2 separate regions of the Homo sapiens genome follow, and region 2 is linked to region 1. Evidence: chromatin contacts called from ENCODE Hi-C or POLR2A ChIA-PET data. All regions are on one chromosome and are shown on one strand. The core of a region is the stretch at or near the end of the contact, and the rest is flanking DNA. Distances in the headings are between cores, read along the strand shown.

Region 1 (6,656 bases), core at 2,686-5,185:
AGCACATCTTTAATTTATTGTCTCTCAACTGTAAATATAACCTTCAAGAACTACTAGTTGCAATGACTACAAATAATTTAAAGTAGCCAAATTTGGATATATTTTGTGCAAAAATTCTCCAAATACTCTTACCCAGTTGTAATATAACCCGAAGGGGCAAGACAACAGGGCTGCTAATATGACCACTGCTCTTGTCTTATCTCATATCATATACTCTTCCTAAACACTGGTGCTTTTGGTTTCACTATTTGTATTACTACATCACTAAAATATTTTAAATTGTTTGATACCTGAGTGTACATTTATGTTCCAGGGCAAAACAGTACCCCAGAGGAACACATATTCCAACTTGATAAGTAGTCAGTATAAAGAAATTTATTCTTTAGAGAAATCTTTTCAAAGACAGCTCTCCAAGTATTAAGAACATGTGCACTTCCACCATGCAGCCTGTCAACACAGTTAATATGCTGGCGTCACACTTGCCTCAGCAGCATTGAAGGTCTACAAAGAAAGAGCACAGCCTCTTTAACCCCAATGTGACAATCCTGCAACAATGCCAGTTATCACTATTTATAGATAAAGCTCTGAGGCACAGAAAGACTTCTTCACCCTTTTATGTAAAGAGATGGGATCTCGCTGTGTTGCCCAGGCTGGACTGCAGTGGTGCTATCACAGCTCACTGCAACCTCAAACTCCTGGGCTCAAGTGATCCTTCCACCTCCCACAGTGTTGGGATTAAGGGCATGAGCCACCATGCCCAGCCCTCATTCGCTTCCTTAAGGTTACTGGGTTAGCAACAAAAACCAAGATTCAAATCCAGGCAAGTGTAACCCCAGGGCCCACACTCCAAACAGTTATGAAATACTGGTTCCCTGAATTGCCTGATACAAAACGTGTTTCCACAGTAACATTACATGAAAGTGATTTATCAATTTACATTCTCATCACCAGTTTTCAGGAGCTTAAAGGAGATTCCAAATAAGGATACAAAAGCAAACTGAAGTCTTGATAGTGTCAGAGTCCCACAATAAACAGAACAGCTGTATTTCTTTGCCCAGGACATTCTAAGTTACACTGTTGTCCCAACATAATTATTATTAGCACCCCCAGCCCACAACTCTGAAAGTGTCTTGGTTTAGGCAATAAATTATATAGTCAACTATAAAAGAAAGATACAAAACCCAACAATCCAAAACAATTTCCTACTCAAGCGGCTCTTCCCTTCCCTACTAATTTCTAATGAGCCTCGTCATCTGTGCCATGCCCCCGACCCCCTAACAGAGACTTCTACTGCTCCCCTGGTCCATATAAGCCCCAACTCCTATTCTTCTGTCAAGAGGACAGGTATCAGGGGGTGAAAGCCTAGGATGGCTCTGCTCTAATGAAAGCATCAAGAATCTGACTGCTAAAGCACACTGCATCACCACCAGCAGGGAGTGTGTAGGGTGAGTGAAGGAGGCACATGCTATAGCTCTGTGTACAAGCTCAAAGAGCCAAACACATTTATTTTCTTCCAAGCTTCCAAAATGGAAACCTCAGGGTTCCTCCAATGCTAACATCACTCAATACAGCTATCTTCTTGCTTCACTAAGGCATCACACTTTCCTTCTATGTTTACTTCAAAATGCAAAGCAGAGGGAATTCATTCCAAACCCACAGGACAGGTCATATTATTCTGGGTCTACTCCAATTTCCCCAGATTCCAGAAAAATAGCCCCCATTTAACACAGCAAACCAGATCACACTACACTCACCCTCCTGCTACTCTTATCCTTTGATTATAAGTTGCAAGGGCGGGCCAGGCATGGTGGCTCATGCCTGTCATCCTAGCACTTTCAGAGGCCGAGGCAGGTGAATCACCTGAGGTCAGGAGTTCAAGACCAGCCAGGCCAATATGGCGAAACCCCGCCTCTACTAAAAATACAAAATTAGCCGGGTGTGGTGGTGTGCCTGTAATCCCGGCTACTTGGGAGGCTGTGCCAGGAGAATTGCTTTAACTCAGGAGGCACAGGTTGTAGTGGGATAGCACCACTGCCTTCCAGCCTGGGTGACAGAGCAAGACTCTGTCTCAAAAAAATGTTGCAAGGGCAGGAGTTAGGAGCTGAAATCCCAGCTTCTTTACATTCCTCACCCTCCAGTGAAGAAGGGTAAATTCAGTCTTACAGAATAGTTTCTAGTAAAAGCAGGCCTGGATGTCATGGTAATGGGGCAGCTAAGCTGTCAAAAGGGCTTTTCTTTGTTTCATGTACTCCTTTCCCCCTTGCTTCCAGCCAATTCCCTGGTGATCCATTCCACACATCCCTGCTACATTAACCGACATGTGAATATCCTTTCTGGGGGGATTATTTGACTTTTGGCCATTATCTACTGTCTATCAAATAAATTGAAACTCCCTAATCTAGTAATCACTCTCAAATCCACCCACCCAGAGACTCTACTATATAAACTAAAGCCAACACTCAAACCAGAGCCTGGACTCCAGTCAAACTGGTATTTTATGGCCCAGGTCCTCATAAGATTAAATCAGCTAATTTCTGCCCTATGCCCCTCTTATGCCTTTCCTCTAGAAAAGATGTACTTTTGCCCTAATGTAGGAGAACACATATCACAAAGAGAAAGAAAGCAACTAATATGACTCTCTAATATAGAATTAAAGTTTAGAAAATAGAAAACCACTATCCTGTAATAAGTATTAACCCTTACAATGTTAATATATTTAAAGCAATTCTAAAGCAGAAAAACAAGTTATTAAAAGATAACTGCCAGAAATGTCTTAGAAAAGACCAAGTAGACAGCATACTAACATTTAGTTATCTGTGTAAGCTCCTTGACTTATGATGGGGTTACATCGTGATAAACCTACTGTAAACCAAAAATATCATGAGTTGAAAATGTATCAAATACCTCAATAGACCCATCGTAAAGATGAGAAATTGTTAAGTCGAGCCACTGCAAGCCAAACCATTGGGAGTCAGGGACTGTCTGCACACAACCTGAGGGGTTTTCTTGGCATAGCTGGTACTTTTAAAAATCAGTGCTAGGACCAAGACTGTCAGATATGCTGTATAAGATTCTGAGATACCAGAGGTCACTTACTTGCCCGGCTGTGTCTACAAGTTGAAGATGATATTCTTGTCCATTTACTGTGATCAACTTTGTAAAAGCTACAGGGAAAAAGGAAATTAAACATTAGTTTAAAAAAATTAACTCGAAACCACCTGAAGTTTGAACAATGACAACCAATCAAGCACAGAGTCCCTAGCAGTCTCAGAGAAAGGCCCCATGAAACAAAAAAGAACAACTCTCTGACTTGTATAGATTCTCCCCTACTTCCATTATTTAGCTAGGAAATACGGTGACTGGCTAAAATCAAGCTTGGTAAACCTTGATTCTTTTTCAAAGAGACAAAGTACGCAACAATTCATATCCTATAATAGTAATTTGAATGCTGTGTGGCAAATCCTTCCTCTTGTGAAAAAGTGAAATATACTACGTAAAGTCTGAGGTCTAGAATAAACCAAAACCACAAAAATTTTCCATTAATTTATAGGAAGTCTGGCATCAGAGCACAAAGAGCTAATATTAGTTAAGTGCTAAGAACTTTTAGTACATAAAAGAAGTAACAGTTTTACTGACGGATAAAACAGCAATGAAACAGATGTTCTGTGTTGAAGCCATCCTTCCCACTTAAGCTTAAGGATCCAAGCAATTTGTCACAACTTCTTTTCCCTGACAAGGGAGGAAAGAAAATCAGACTTGAATAACTTCCGGAAAAGTCAATTCAGAATTAGAGGGAGACAGACTTCAAACAAATATAGACAAAAGAGGAAAGAACTACTAACAGAAACAATGTAAAAATAACCACCTGGAACTCTGACAAGGAAGTGGAACAGATTTATCTTGCATACCCGCCCCAGCCATCTTGACTCACCATGAGTCCTCCAATCTCCTGATTGGCCGTCCTATATGACTAGAGCCAGGCAGCAGAATCTATCCCTCATACAACTGAGAGAGGTCCCACTCTACCCACAGCAGAAAGGCAAAGCTGACACAGACAAATGGAAATTATGTGAGAAAACTCTAAGTAATAAGGAGGATTGATCAGAGATCTTATCTGAGTTATATGAGTTCCACAGGGAAAGAAATGATGGCTGAAAGACAAGCAATCATCACAGAGAACCATATTAGCGTCACACTTTTCTAATACAAGCAGGGGGGCCAAAAGTCAGGTGAGTAAAGATAACAGACCACAGCATGAAATCAATGGCCACACTATATTATGCTTGTACCTGTTCCGGAAGTTATCACTTTTAGGAAACAGTTAAATCAGATGGAAACTGAATCGGAATATTTCAAGCTGGGGGGATACCCAATATAACCTATTTCATCAATTCTAAGAAAGAATTCAGATTTGTTTTTACACCTTATTCTCTCTGAACTTGGGATGCATCCTGCACCGCTGGAGGTTTCAGTCCTTGTCAGCCAGGGTGCAGTCACTACATAGCTGTGTGAAAACCTTCAGTCACGTGAGATTGAAGTGTATTTCAGATTTGATGAGAAGTATGTAAGAAACACTGGTGAGCAATAAAACCAGTGACCTTCAATTAGAACTAAGTAACTGCAGTTATCAAGTATAATTATGATGACAAGGTTACTGAAAGGAAACATCATTCATTCATTCATTCATTCAAGAACAATTTCTTGAGTGCCTATTATCACCAGTAGCACTGTTGTGGGTGCTTGGGATGCTGTAGTCTCTGATACTCAGTGAGCTTAGATCCCAGGGAAGGAAAGAAGGTATAGACACACACATGTACCCTCCCACCCTGTCGGGTATCTTCCCTGGGAGTGGAACACCCAGGCAGAGGTTAAACAGCAAGTGAAAAAAGCAAAAAAGTCAATGCAGCTAAAGCTCAGAGAGAACGGTAGATAGCTAACTAGGATGGACAGGAGGCAGAAGGTCCTACAGAACTTGGGATTTTTACTCTGAATGTGAGGAGAAACCAAGGAAAGATCACTCTGGCTACGCTGTAAGTAACAAAAATGGTCCCAGGGATATTAGGCAGGAGCCCATGATACAGTGACCACATGACTGTACAGACTATCACAATCTATAGAGGGTGACACTGGCCTGGATTAGAGGTGGAGATATTCTGGAAATATTTCAGAGGCAGAACCAAAAGGATTTTCTGATTGACTGGAAGTGGGATGTAAGAAAATGAAGAGTCAGGATGACTCCAAAGCTTCTGTAAGTTGCCACTTACAGGAAAGACTAGGGGAAGAATACTAGGGATAGGAGAGGAAGGGAAATGAGTTGGGTTTTAGGGATGTTTTGGGATGCCTATTAAATACCAAGGGGAAATGCAGGCAGTTAAATAAAAAAGCCCAGGATGTAGTGGCTTATGCCTGTAATCCCACTTTGGGAGGCCCAGGCAGGAGGACTGCTTGAGGCCTGGAGTTCAAGACCACCCTGGGCAACACAGGGAGACCCAATCTCCACAAAAATGGAAAAACTGCTCCAGCGTGGTGGCTCACGCCTGTAGTCCTAGCTACTTGTGAGGCTGAGGAAAGATCATTTTAAGCCCAGGTATTCAAGGTTACAGTGAGCTATGATCATGCCACTGCACTCCTGCCTGAAGGACAGAGTGAAAGACCTTGTCATGTAGAATAAAATAAATTATAAAATAAAGCCCAGAGCTGGGGGGAGAGGTTGCGGCTGAGAATACACACTGGTGAGTCAATAGCAAATTGAAGAGAGGGGAAGATTACTTGAGAGCAAGTGCAGAGGAAAGGCCTGAACCAGGGCACCCCATGTTGCCAAGTCAAAAAAATGCAGAAGATTCGGCCAAGAAGACTGAGATGTCATTGTACATAGTGTATAAAAGAAAAAAAAAAAAATAAACATTTGCATCTATCTTTGCATGTAAAAAGAATGTAACTTGTCCTACTTGTAGCAGTAAAATGAAAAAGACCTTCCATCTTGCTGTCATAGGAAAACTGCCAGTTTTTTACTATAGAAAAAAGGGAGGTATAATAAGAGATAGGATAGACTCGGAAATAATTCTACTGTCTCTCATTTTAACCTCATGTCAAAGTGGAAAGCTGGCTTTCTTCTGACATCACTCTCCTTGAGCCCCTTTCTCCCTGCCTCTTTGAATCACCAGAGAATCCATTTCCAACCTAAACCCCTGAAATTCTCCTAAGTAGACTAATAGCTATTTACTAGTAAATGCTACTAACCACGGTCATAGAGGTTTCCAAAATTTGGTGTTCACAAAGCAAGATTTGTGTTACTAAAGTGTGGTGAGGGCTCTTCATTCATACCCTACTGAGAAGTCCACACCCAGGACGCAGTGCCTTGAGAATGCTGCAACACCTAAGTGCAACCTCCCAACTTTCTGGAAGGCGCTTTGTCATTCACTAACAGTGCTACCTTGAGATGGCAGAAGTCGGAAATTGCTGCTATGCTTGCTTTTTAGTTATAAACTACCACTAGCTTAATTTCAGCCTATCAATTTAGTTTGTATTGAGTTGTTAGATTAACACTACAGTAGATAATGAAGTACACTTGCATAAGTAGTACTTCTGCTTTAAAATTTCCCCAAACTAGAAAATATGTGGTTTTATTAATATTATTCTCCTACACCCCTACTGTT
Region 2 (6,656 bases), core at 2,053-4,552, 280 kb after region 1:
CAACTCCAGCTCTGATTTGCTGACACCTGAGCTGAGGGCCTAGGGACCTGCTACCCCCGCCCAGTACTTTCTGACTGTCCACCCCCAGTGCCAAGAGCTCTCCACCTGTCAGACGACCCAGGGAGAGCGGGGAAGTGCCTAGAGGCATCCCAGGACTGCGATGGCTACACCACGAGTGCTGTCAACTCCTTAGTTCATGAGTCCTACCAGAAGCCCGGAGACCTCATGACCTATTCACACTGTCCTGCCTCCCACCCAACCATGCTCCCAGGAGCAAGTGGGTCAGGGGCAGAGCCAGGAGGTGGGGGCAGTGTCAGGATGGTCAGGGTTTGGTCCCAGGACGTGGGGGCAGGGCCAGCAGGTGGGGGTAAGGCCTCAAGGTTGTAGAGAGACAGGGACTCCTTCCCCATCTGTGAAGCATGGGGAGGCTGCAGTGGGGACTCCAAGGTAACACACCTGCCCTCTGCCTCACTGAAAACAACAGAAGATCATGGCTGAGAGGCCGAGCATCCTGTCTGCTGTGTGGCCATAGCTTTCCTGGACATTTGCTGTGTCTGTTCTCTGGCTGCTGTCTATGGCCAGGGGGGCTTAAGCAATGGGATTTATCCCTTCACAGTTCTGGAGGCTGGGAGCCTAAGTCAAGGTGTGTGTGAGCCCGCAGTCCATCTGTATTAGTCCGTTCTCACACTGCTAGAAGGAACTACCTGAAACTGGGTAACTTATGCAGAAAAAAAGTTTAATTGACTCACAGTTCTGTAGGCTCTACAGGAAGCATGGCTGGGGAGGCCTCAGGAAACTTACAATCATGGCAGAAGGTGAAGAGGAAGCAGGCACGTCTTACATGGCATCAGGAAGGAAAGAGTGAAGGGGAAGTGCTACACACTTTTCAACAACCAGATCTCGTGAGAACTCATTCACTATCGCCAGAATAGCAATGGGAAGTCTGCCCCTACGATTCAATCACCTCCCACCAGGCCCCTCCTCCAACATGTGGGGATTACAATTCAACAGGAGATTCGGGTGGTAACAAGAAGCCAAACCATATCACCATCTGAAACCTGGGGGAGCCCTTTCTGCCCTGCAGCTTCAGGGATCACAGGCACCAGGGCATCCCCGTCTCAGCTCCACCAGCTCCCTGGGTCTCCGTCATCACTGGGCCTTCTTTTAAGGACACCAGTCATTCTGGACTGAGGGCCCACATGAATGACCTCATCTTAAATAATTACACCTGCCATGACCCTATTTCCAAGTCAGGTCACATTCTGAGGTCCTGGGGGTCAGGACTTCCACAAACCATTTTTGCCGGGAACATCATACAACCCTTAACAGTTACTATAGGATTAAATGAAATCCTACAGTGTATTTTAAAACTCTATCTAATTGCACCTGAAATAAATTCTTCATCTTGTCTAATTCCCCAATTAGCCCTGGCCTGATAACTTGATTTTCATTCCTGTGTGACCCCTGGCACTCCTGACCCACTAACCTGATGCTGATGATGGCATCATGTGTCTGGATTGGGGACCTTCCTAACGTTGACAGGTGATTCATCTGATAATGGTTTTGAGTGGCTATTGTGTGCAGATCCTACTCAGGTATTATAGTATCTCCAGGAACTGTAATAAACAGCAATTTCAGACTCAATTCATCTCCTTTATCTGTGACACTGTGTGAATGGGAACACAATGGACCAAAAGAACACTCAGCCCATGCCAAAATCTCCCAAAGGACACAGAGGTGTCACTGTAACTTCTCACATATGCGCTGCACGAGGACTCGGCTGGGCTGCAGATCTGAAACCTTTGTTCTTCCAACTTCACTTACAGCAGTAAAGCCCATTTATCAAAATCTATTTCCTTTAAATGATGGTAGGAACGGGGAAGAAGTGAGGTGGGGGAGAAACTTACAGGAAGAGTCTTGTCAAAAGGAGACATTTTGGAGTCAACAATGGTAGGTGGGAGGTTGGTGGGAAGTGAAGCTCAAACACAGTTCACTCAACAACCTGTACTCAGTAACAACAGACATGTTCATCTCACTAAAAAGGAGAAAACCAAAGGCGAGGCGCCCAGATCGTGGATAAGTCCCAGGAGAGAGTAAAAGCAGAGTGCTGAGACCAGCTATCACCCTGATTTGGAACACTGGCTCAGGCCACTTTAGAAAGGGGGACTGGGGATGACCTATGCCCAGGCACTAGTGTGTTTCAAGAAAAAGGTGTCAGAGGACTGCAAGTTCACAGACACCTGAAGACAGTGGGGTCTGCTACTGTGTGGGAGGCTCCCTCTCATTTATCCGTCAAGGCCCGCTAAAGTGTCTCCATTTATCACAACACCTCTCCGAGCCAGTCCGGCCTACCACTAACTCATCTTTCTCCAACTCTGTCCGTACCTACGGCCTGTGTTGTTCCATTCAGCACATCAATCGTGGAGAAGGCAGGACATATCCATTCCTTGATAGTCCTATGTCATGGGTTGAATTGTGTCCCTCCAAAAGTCACATGTTGAAATCCTAACTCACAGCACCTCCAAACGTGACCTCATGTGGAAGTAGGGTCATTGAAGATGTGGTTAGCTGAGATGAGGGTTATACTGGAGTCAGAGGGTCCCGTAGTCCAATAGGGATAGTCTCCTTAGAAAAAGGGGAAATTTGAACACAGAGACATGTGCATGGAAAAACCTCTGTGAAGATGAAGGCGGAGACTGGGGGCTGTGCTTCCAAGCCAAGGAATGGCAGTGATGACCAGCACAGACCAGGAGAAAGAACAGACGCATGGAACAGACCCCCTCACAGCCTCAGAAGGAGCCGGCCCTGCCCACACCCTGATTCCAGACTTCCAGCCTCTTGAGATAATAAACTCCCGTTTTGTTTTATTTTGTTAAAGATGGGGTCTCACTCTGTCACCGAGGCTGGAGTGCAGTGGCCTGATCTCAGCTTGCTGCAATCTCTGCCTCCCGGGTTCAAGCGATTCTCCTGCCTCAGCCTCCCGAGTAACTGGGATTACAGGCATCTGCCACCATGTGCGGCTAGTTTTTGTATTTTTAGTAGAGATGGGGTTTTACCATGTTGGCCAGGCTGGCCTCAAACTCCTGACCTCAAGTGATTGGCCCGACTTGGCCTTCCAAAGTGCTGGGATTACAGGCGTGAGCCACCATGCCCAGCCAACTTCTGTTGTTTAATGCACGCAGTTTGTGGTGCTGTTATAGTGGCCCTACCAAATGAATACACCTGTCATGATTTGTAGTCATCCACACTCGCTTAGATATCAGTGCATGTGAGTGAGGCTCAAAGAGTACCAGCTAATTGTTAAATCCTGTGGCAAGTCACTCTGTGACGTGAGTCATTACTCACTGACTTTTTTGAAACCAAATGTTTCTGTCTTAGACCTGCTCAAAGGAAGAACTGGCCAAAAGCTCTGGTTCCTCTTATTCTGATTATGGAGCCAGAGTTAAGTGCTGCTGCCCAGAGATTCTCATTTCTCCACAGCCTCCTTTTTCTCTCAGCCATTTTCCTCTAGAAGCAGAGCCTGAGGCAAGGATTAAGATCAAGGTGAGGTAGGGCAGGAGAAGCAGCAATGAAATGAGTTGTCATGCTGGCTGCTGATGCATGACAAGCTGCAAATAATAACATAATAATCAGAATAAAGAGCAGGGGAGCTTAGAAAGCATGTTCACTTGGCTCATGGGACTCCTCCAGGAGGGTTCTAGAAAGGAACTATATGTGGGGGGATCCATAGCCATCATCAAGGAGGAGGTTTCTGCCCAGCTTCCTCAAAGCCACAGTTCCTACTGGTCAAGTATTACTCTGTGGAGAGCTAAACTCCCCCAAACTTCTAGGCTGTATCATGCAGCCCCTTGTCATCATTCATGAGGCCAAACTTCCTGCCCAAATTTTAGGATATTCTTGAGGTAAGGGGAATACGCCTGCAATGACCCCACCAAAACCCCATTAGCAACGGCAAAGCTTAAATAAATCAGAAGCTTCATCAATAAAGTTTAGAACTCTTGTTCTTCAAGATCTCTCTTCCTATTCTTTCTTTCTTTCTTTTTTTTTCTGGAGATAGAGTCTCACTCTATTGCCCAGGCTGGAGTGCACTAGCACGATCCTGGCTCACTGCAGCCTCTGTCTCCTGAGTTCAAGCGATCCTCCTGCCTCAGCCTCCCTTAGTAGCTCGGATTACAGGCACATGCCATCATACCTGGCTAATTTTTATATTTTTAGTAGAGACAGGGTTTCGCCATGTTGGCCAGGCTGCTCTTGAACTCCTGGGCTCAAGTGATCTGCCCACCTCAGCCTCCCAAAGGGCTGAGATTGTAGGCGTGAGCCACTGCACCTGGCCAGTCTTCAAGATTTTTCCAAACAGACCAAGAAGGCTGCAGTTGGTGCCAGGACTAAGTCAATGGACAAGGACAGCCCGTGCCTGAAGAAACAGCGACTCTGTAGCCTTGCTCTTTCTTCCCATCCTGGGCCACTGTGTCATGATTCTTACCCACTCCTAATCCAATCCCCACTTGCAAGACCTCAACAGACTTGGAGTTCTAATGCACTGTGGCCTTCCTGTCCCCCTGAGATGCTCCAAAGCTCCATGGAGGGTGTCCCCCCAGTGCAGGGAGCAATGATGCTATCTGGTTTTACCAAAGGGCTGTGTCAGCTGTGCTGGGCAGGCAGCTTTCTACAGTGTTTTACTGCATTTAAGAGTCACAAGAAGAAACTAACCCAGGCAGAAAGGCTGTGAACAAACCTCAGTCAAGCAAAGAAGAGAAGACAAGTGAAAGTAAACATCAAAGAAAATGGCCCAGGAACTTTGAATGCAGTTGATGCTGTGGTTGTAGACTGCGCTGGGTTAGACAGTGCCCCCACTAATTCATTTCCTTTCCAGAACCTCAGAAGGTGACCTTATTTGGCAACAGAGTCATTGCAGATGTAGTCACTTAAGTTGAGGTCGCAGTGGAGTAGGGTGGGCTCTTAATCTCCTTTGACTGCTGTCACTTTAAGAAAAGAAAAAGAGACAGACACACACAGAGGAAGGCCACAGGATGATGAAGGCAGAGGCTGAAGTTACGCATCTACGAGCCAAGGAACCCCAGGGTTTGTGGGCAACTGCCAGAAGCTAGGAGGGAGGCCTGGAACAGAGCCCTCCCAGAGCCTTCAGAGGGAGCATGGTCCTGCTGACACCCTGATTCCAACTTCCAGCCTCCAGAATTGTGGGAACAGGAATCCGGGCAGCTTAGGCCATGCAGCCTGTGGTGCCTGTGTGACAGCCCCTGAAACTAACCTGTGGGCCATGAAGGCACGGATGCTGCAGCCGCATCTGGGGAGGTGTGGCGGAAACACGAGGTGGGCAGGTGGCACTGCTTGCGGGGCTGGGGTGCTGGGCTGACATGGCCGAGGGTGCACCCCCACCCCATAGAGTGGGCACCTAACCTGCTGGCCCCAGAGTGCGTGTGTCCACTGCTAGGGACCACGGAGGCCAAATTCAGTACCTTTTGAGAAATAAAGCTAAAATTCTAAGCCCCTAACCAACTGAAAGAACCCCCTCTTGGCCACGGGGACCCCAGAAAAACCTTAAAACTGAGTTCCCGGCCATAATGGGATGAGAGGTCGGATGTGCCTCATTACACCCCCTCCCTTGCTAACCACCATTAGGCTTCCTTCCCCAAGGGTTAAATGGAAACCTGCCCTTTTGAAAGACTTGCTCCATTCCTGAGATCAACCAGCTGTCTGATGCTGCCCCTTCCTTTTGCAGGTTCGACACAACCGACCAGCATTCCTTCCTGATAAGAGACCCCTGACCATGGAGTGGCTCTGACTAGCCTATGGAGGCTGCACACAGACAGTCTTCGCATCCTTGGCTTCACCCTCTGACATATAGGGCCTACTGTAATCCATTTAAAGGTTAAGTCTCCACCCCAGCGTGAACATGGATGCATGCTGCACACAATTAGCCAATTATGCATGTCTATGCTTCCTCTTTGTGAATATTCATAGCTCCTCCTATAACCTGTTGAATATGTACATTTGGCCACGCTGTTCAGCATAAATCCCTGTCTTCCACTCTCGCAGTGCCTGTTTCCAGCATCTGGCTAGAGACTATGCTTCCCAGCCTGTCAGAATGGTGACCTGCTGGCTGCAGCCTTTTTAAAGAAGTGATCCTTTCCAAATGTAGGAACCTTATCATTCTTCAACTGACACTTTGCTGGTCACTGAGCAAGGTGTGCTGGGAGGAGTGAGGGCTCTGAGGTCTCGCAGGTTTTCTGGGGAGCTTGATTCTTATGGAGTGACCTACAAATAGCACATGTATTGAAAACACATCAACCAGTCTCAGAGCAGCCCTGTCTCTTGGGTTTTAGGAGTTCGACCTGGAGCTGTAGGGGGGTGAGATAGAAAGTGGCCTCCCTCCTGGAGAACCCAGTGAACAAACCACCATGCCCCACGCCCCATCCCCGACTTTAGCATTAAGCGTTGCAGAGGCTGAGAAGTAGGGGTTCCAGCCACGGTTGGGTCTTGTGTTGACCATTTTCCAGTGCAACCACAGGCTCCCTAAGATTCAAGCAGCACTGTGGGCTTATGACCTCACACATTTACCATTGCAGAAATTATGCCAAAGCATGATCAAATTATCTGCCCACAATGTATAGGTTGCTTACAAAAATAACCAGCCC

Evidence for each region. A loop is a pair of places that touch in the nucleus more often than their neighbours do. ChIA-PET counts read pairs that join two places held with the same protein, here RNA polymerase II (POLR2A). Pooled maps may share reads with other maps.
Region 2: a loop to region 1 is called in a pooled map, with 2.8 times the contacts of the local background. The contact joins two enhancer-like sites. A Hi-C loop is called at or near these places in 1 of 168 maps with a recorded cell type or tissue (PC-9) and 8 of 50 pooled maps. POLR2A ChIA-PET finds 5 or more read pairs at or near these places in 1 of 52 experiments (WTC11).

The regions. Positions count from the first base shown.
Region 1 is chr7:151,481,641-151,488,296 of GRCh38, forward strand. It overlaps RHEB (Ras homolog, mTORC1 binding), which reads right to left. Exons shown (of 8, transcript NM_005614.4): 3 at 3,097-3,164. Among named protein-coding and RNA genes, the nearest start is that of RHEB, 35 kb to the right of the region's middle. Within about 2 kb of position 3,936, at least 9 of the 41 ENCODE cell types and tissues checked have a DNase peak (open chromatin) inside an H3K27ac peak, as active enhancers do.
Region 2 is chr7:151,764,434-151,771,089 of GRCh38, forward strand. All of the region lies in intron 3 of PRKAG2 (protein kinase AMP-activated non-catalytic subunit gamma 2), which reads right to left. Among named protein-coding and RNA genes, the nearest start is that of PRKAG2-AS2, 39 kb to the right of the region's middle. Within about 2 kb of position 3,303, at least 3 of the 41 ENCODE cell types and tissues checked have a DNase peak (open chromatin) inside an H3K27ac peak, as active enhancers do.